2 separate regions of the Homo sapiens genome follow, and region 1 is linked to region 2. A link is a contact called in ENCODE Hi-C or POLR2A ChIA-PET data. All regions are on one chromosome and are shown on one strand. Each heading gives the region's core, a stretch centred on a gene start or an enhancer-like site at or near the end of the contact. The rest is flanking DNA. Distances are from core to core; before and after follow the strand shown. Region 1 overlaps LRCH1 (leucine rich repeats and calponin homology domain containing 1). Region 2 has its middle 23 kb from the start of LINC01198.

Region 1 (3,162 bases), core at 573-3,072, 82 kb after region 2:
AGCTGCCTAGCAGCAGATCCACAGGGCCTCTGGTATCTGGCGCCAACCCGCTTATCCTGCTGGGTTTTCCTCTAGCTCCCCTCAAGGGCCTGTGTGGCTCCAGCTGCCTTTTCCATTAGTGTTCCCATATGTTCCAGGTTAAGGCCTCCGCTTTGCCTTCGATTGTACCTTTTCTGTCTTCATTGCACTTGCCAAATAAAATAAACAAAACAAAACAATGACAGACCCCAGCTCTCCAGTCCCTGTCAAGCAGTCATCTCAAAATTTTAATTCCTGCCTCTTCTAGGATGCCCCAAATGCCAGCCTCCCTCTCTGCAACTCTACTCATCTTTTCATCTAAAACAGAGTTTATAATGATTGAGTTGGTCCTTAATTGTTCTTTAATTCCATGTCTTTTTTCTCTAATAAGAATAAGAATGATAATAGCTTCATTTATTGAGTCAGATATTGTGTTCTCCACTTTATGTGGCTTCCCTCAGCTAACTCCCAGAGCAATCTTGGGAGGTAAGTACACATTTTCTTCCCATCTGACAGACTGGAAAATTGAGGCTCAGAGAGAAATGCCTGAGATCACATGGCTACTAAGTGGCAAGACTGGGATTCGGTTTGACTTGAGTTTGACTACTCTTTGCTGACTTCTTGCAAATGCCTTGAGGAGAGTAGAAAAGAAAGGAAACTGACATTGACTGTGCCTTTGCTATGGCTTGGCATCGAGATGGTTTAGCTTATTATCTCACAGGGTCCTTATCCTGTGCTAAGAATCAGATCTCCAAAAAAATTGAGAATTAGATCTCTAAAAAACGGAGGCTCTGTTTACATAATTCATTCAAGGTCACAGCGCTGATTAGTGGAGAGATAAAAATTAAACCAGGTCTTTCTGCCCCTAGAGATGCTCCACTGCGTGCATGAGGACACTTTATTTCTTTTTCTTACTCTCTGCATGGCCTAGCATAGAGCTGGATATTAGGGAAACTTTTCAATTAGTTATAGGTTGCTTAAAAAACAACAAAAACAAAAGTTCCTTTTATTCTGTTAGAAGCATGAGCATATCACACATATTCCGGTAGGGAAGAGTAGTACCATAAAGAATGTTGGATTTTTAGAAGAGACAACGTAAAAGCAAAGGTGAGGTGAGATAGACACTTGAACAGAATGGCAGTCACAGAATTTCTTATCTTTTGAGAGATTTACTTGAGGGATTCTACCTTTACTATAGTAGAGGAGTGTCTAAAATTAAAAGACAGGAGAAGATGACTTAGTATTCCCATTCAGATTTTTAAATTGCTGTGTGGTTAGCTGTCTCCAGTCAGGCAGCTTCACTGCTCCTTTCTTTAACTGCCTTTCTCAGGCATAGAAGTAAAAAGAAGTAAAAGGTAACGGCCAGTTGCCCTCGGCCTCTCCATTGGTGGATTTGCAGAGTGCTGAAATTCACCCTAGAGTTTACCCTTCAAAGTAACTAGGCATTAAAAAACTCATACCTACAAAAAAGGAACTCCTTTGTGTTCCAACAATTGTTACAATATGTTAGACTTTTGGTGATCAAAACACACCTCCATTAACTGCTCCAGCATCTTGTGCATCTCAGCTGTTTGTGCGAGTCATCCAGCATGAGGGAGGATGGGTCTGCATCAGGTGCAGTTCCTGGGCCTTGGAATATGTCCTCCACTTTTGTTTGATCAGCGGCGTGTTTCCATTGAGTGTGCTGTGTGCCAAGAGAACAGTTGTCAGTGGTATTCGCAGTGATGCACATTAGCATGAGTGCCAGAGATTCAAGTGGCGACGAGTACCAACTCTGCCTTCCACCCATTGCTTTTTGTGCTCTCAGAAACTGGAGAAACGCTAGCTTTGCACACTGGGTTTTCTCGAAGCGGGCTAGGCGTATCATTTCCAAGGGCTGTGGAGCTTCCTGGAACTGTGCATGCTGTGAACACTCTCCCAGAATGATGAAATGCCAAAGTGCTCAAGTCACCATGCCTTTGTTCACTGGCTCCCATGCCTTTCTTGCTGTGACCATCCATGAGGCTTAGAACCATCACAGCTGTTTAGGAAATGGTCTTGGAGTCCAACAGACCAAGGTCAAATTCTGGCTCTGTCACTTAGCAGTTGGGTGACTGTAGGCAATTCATGTACCTCTCTGAACTTCTCATTTCTCATCTGTAAAGTAAGTGAGAGTAATAACACTTATGGGGTTGCTGTGATGACTAAAATAACAAATTCTAAGTATGTGGCACTTGGGGTATGTGTGTGTGAGAGAGAGAGAGAAAGAGCGGGAGGGAGGGAGGGAGAGAGAGAGAGAGACAGGCAGGCAGTGGCTGTTTTTTTGAACGGCGATGCCCACAGAGGGGGAGTTATTTTTGGAGAGGAGGGGGTCTTCTCACTGCTCCCAATTCTCATCCATGCTGGGGACGTGCATCTGTCTCTGCCACTACTCTGGGAACATATCTCTTGTCGGATACAGCTGTCTTTCTGTTGTTCCCTTGGTCTGCCAGCACAGGGCTGAGGCCATTCCCTGCACTCCTCTTCCTACTTGTACCCCCACTGCAGGCCATGCCTGGGGACTCCCTGACCCTGCTGTCCTTCTCAGCTTGGAGCTTGCTGCTCTTTATGGGGAGGACTTTGGTTCTCTTTGCCAGGCTGCCTGAGAAACAGGCCCAGGTGGTGTGAAGTAATAATCCCCAGACCAAATATGTTTATCGTCTTATTTGAGCCATCCTGAGACTTACTGCAACACTACTTTAAGCTTAGTGAGTTTAATTTGGATCACAGCCTATTATACATATGGCATGGTGTCAGCTTTTAGTAAAAGATAAAATAGGTGCGTGAAATGAAAGAGACATAGATGCCAGTTGGAGAACAGAGTGATCTAAAAGCAAATTCTGCATAGCAATATGAATACTTCAGAGTGGACAGGGGTATAGTTTGAAAGAAGCTACCTATAACGACTGTTTTCATTATATTGACTAAAGAAAAAAAAAGCTCGACAAAATCTCCCTAACTCGTGGAGTCATATGGAAGATAGAATAAGAAGACAGTGCACAATTGTGGGCAAAAGAAGGTAATGAAACATTGCAAAGACTTTAAAAAGCTTTTTTTAAGTTCTATATTCACAGCCACATTTCGTAAACTTAAGAGGTGCTGCATTTTTTTTCATTCATTCATCCA
Region 2 (3,139 bases), core at 239-2,738:
AGGTTTAATTGGCTCATGGTTCTGCAGGCTGTAAGGAAGCATGGCAGCACCTGCTTCTGGGAAGGCAAACTGTCTTACATGGCAGGAGCAGGAGAAAGAGGGAGCAGGAGGTGCTACACACTTTTAAACAACCATATCTCACGATAACTCACTCACTCCCTATCACAAGAGCAGCACCGAGGGGATAGTGCTAACCCATTTATGAGAATTCTGTCCCTATAACCCAATCACCTCCCACCAGGCCCCACCTCCAACACTGGGGATTACAATTCGACATGAGATTTGGGTGGGGACACATATCCAAACCATATCACTGTAGTACTTCACTTACATAAAATTCTACAAAATACAAACTATAGTGACAGAAAGCAGATCAGTTGTTGCCTAAGAAGGAGGGTTCATGACAGGTGGGAAGGAGGGATTACAAAAGAAGAGGAGGAAATTTTAGGATGACAGAAGTTGTTATCTTGATTTTGGTGATCATTTTAGGGTATGTACATATGCTAAAACTTGTCAAACCATACACTTTACATATTTGTATTTAAATATCTTGTTATATGTCAATTGTACTGCCATAAAGCTGTTTTTAAAAAAAAAAATCCCATACACATGTTTAAGTCCTACATTTACTTGATTTAGCTGCAGTGTCTGAGAAAACTGGAAATTTCCTCCTCTTTGAAATGTTCCTCCCCTTCCTTGGCTTCCAGGACCTAATTCCCCTGAGCCCAAGTCTCTTTCTGCCATACCATACAAACGGTAAGAGATTCAGTGTTAGCTGTAAAGATGATTTTCGAGTTCCATCTGTGAATTTTAAGCAGATTGTCTTATTTGTCTATCATCATCTTAAGCAGCTACAATAACCACAGAAAAGCAGGGAAACTTCAAACCAACTTGCAACTTCGAATGTCTCTATCGATGCTTTTGTATTTCCTAGCTCCTGTGACACCAGAAAGGGGGATAGGTTCGCATTTCTGCGTATTTGGTATTTTTTGCATTTATAAATTTACTACCCCAACAGAATTGCAAGACAAAAGATTCTAAGAACCAACTGTGGGCCGGGTGAGGTGGCTTATGCCTGTAATCTCAGCACTTAGGGAGACTGAGGTGGGCGTATCACCCGAGGTCAGGAATTTGAGACCAGCCTGGCCAACATGGTGAAGCCACGTCTCTACTAAAACTACACAAATTAGCCAGGCGTGGTGGTGGGTGCCTGTAACCCCGGCTACTCAGGAGGCTGAGACGGGAAAATCGCTTGAACCCGGGAGGCAGAGGTTGCAGTGAGCCGAGATGGGTCCACTGCACTCCAGCCTGGGCGACAGAACAAGACTCTGTCTCAAAAAAAAAAGAACCAACTGCCAGTTAACTCAAAGGCCTTCCAGTGTGCCCTGCAAACCTGCAGAGACCTAAACGAGTTGATCTCCAGTTGCTCACATGAGCAGTCTCATCCTTCAAACAAGTCTGGTGCACACGGTGGGACTTGGCTGGGCTTTCGCCTCCTTAGATGCAGTGCAGGCAAACATCTCTAGCTGGACTGGAGACCCCCACCTTCACCCTGCTCAGGAAGAAAGGATAAAGGAGCATCTTGGTCATAGTCCTCCTCAGCCCTGCAGCCGCTCACACCAGAAGCATAAAGAAACGGAAAGTCACTGTGCTTCCAGAAAGTTGCTTTGCCTTCCCAGACAACGATTGAGTCACTTTTCTGAGATTTGTTGCCAACTTATTTTTAGTTTGCCCAAGAGTTGCCCAAATATGTTATGACATATGTTTCTTTAATAAGTCACCACATGTGGTTTGAATTTCTTTAAGAGAGGAAAAGAAATCTCCCAGGTGGTGGGTCTGTAGTTTTACCAGGACTCTGAGGCGCAGAGCCAGGAAACACAATCCCAAGTTTCTGCCCAAATGCCCTGAGTCACAATCATCAATGCTTGTAGGAGTCACATGCTTAGCTAGTGACAAGCGCCTGTTTGGAGATTCCCCTGTTTTACTAAATTCGAGGTTGTCCTCAGTAGCCATCTAATTTGGTTACTACCAAGCTTAATTTTTAGTCTTTTTCCAGGAAGCGTTTAGCTCAGTTTCTCTTTCAGATGGTATCAAAAGGGTTAATGCTTCTAAGATGCTTAGTTCAAAGATCTCACTACAAATGTGTTTGTTGACTGCTTCCAAATAAAGATTTAATCCCTTGCTCTGGCAGAAGCAATCCTTTCTATTTCCAGGAAGAAAACAAACACTGTCTGATAGGACTATTGCTTAAAAGCCAGGCAAATCCCACCTGATTAGGATAATGTGTGTGTTAAGATAAAGGAGAAACACCACCACATGCAGCAGTGAAGGGTAGGCGCCAGGCTGTGCTTGGGAAGCTGTGATTGCTATTGGCTCTTTTGGGATACAGAAGTGAGTTGGCCAGAGGGCACTATTAGTTCCCCAATCCGTCAAGGGATATTTGTATCATGAACTGGTATTGAAAGAGATGAAAAGTCAGAGAGTTAAAGCCAGTTACAGGGGTATAAAAGTAATCAAAGGCAATCAGTTCTCCCCCACCCCCACGCTTCCCTTTGGGGTAGATGTTTTCAGAGAACAGCTGCCTCTCAGAAGCAAACAGGCAGAGCTTCCTTTTCCACATTGACAAGAGTCTGAGCCTTGAGCCCCTGACCTTTGGAAATGGGATATATAGAGCATTACAGAAGAGCTTATCTGGAGTGACAGAATTAAAATGACTTCTTAATTTTGAAACCAAGAGAGGGAGAAGGATGAGATGGTCTTGCTGATATGTATAGCACAGTAGGTGCAATCAACTTTAATTTAAAGAAATCGGACGAATTGGCGTTTGCCGAGGCTGGCATAGATTTGGCTGTCTCCGCTCATAGCTGCTTTTGGCGCGAAAGATGCCGGGTCTGGTTGACTCAAACCCTGCCCTGCCTGAGTCTCAGGAGAAGAGGCCGCTGAAGCCCTGCTGCACTTGCCCGGAGACCAAGAAGGCACGCGATGCGTGTATCATCGAGAAAGGAGAAGAACACTGTGGACATCTAATTGAGGCCCACAAGGAATGCATGAGAGCCCTAGGATTTAAAATATGAAATGGTGGTCTGCTGTGTGAATAAATAATTCCTGAAGGATGAAGAAGATTAATTTTGGGAGTTCT

The links. Hi-C counts contacts between places; a loop is a spot of excess contacts on that map. ChIA-PET counts read pairs that join two places held with the same protein, here RNA polymerase II (POLR2A). Pooled maps may share reads with other maps.
Region 1: a loop to region 2 is called in a pooled map, with 2.3 times the contacts of the local background. The contact joins two enhancer-like sites. A Hi-C loop is called at or near these places in 2 of 50 pooled maps. POLR2A ChIA-PET finds 5 or more read pairs at or near these places in 4 of 52 experiments (AG04449, BJ, Caco-2 and 1 more).

Annotation. Positions count from the first base shown.
Region 1 is chr13:46,569,634-46,572,795 of GRCh38, forward strand. All of the region lies in intron 1 of LRCH1 (leucine rich repeats and calponin homology domain containing 1), which reads left to right. Among named protein-coding and RNA genes, the nearest start is that of LRCH1, 18 kb to the left of the region's middle. RefSeq lists a silencer at 2,023-2,072. Within about 2 kb of position 1,823, at least 4 of the 41 ENCODE cell types and tissues checked have a DNase peak (open chromatin) inside an H3K27ac peak, as active enhancers do.
Region 2 is chr13:46,488,048-46,491,186 of GRCh38, forward strand. It overlaps the pseudogene COX17P1. Among named protein-coding and RNA genes, the nearest start is that of LINC01198, 23 kb to the left of the region's middle. Within about 2 kb of position 1,489, at least 2 of the 41 ENCODE cell types and tissues checked have a DNase peak (open chromatin) inside an H3K27ac peak, as active enhancers do.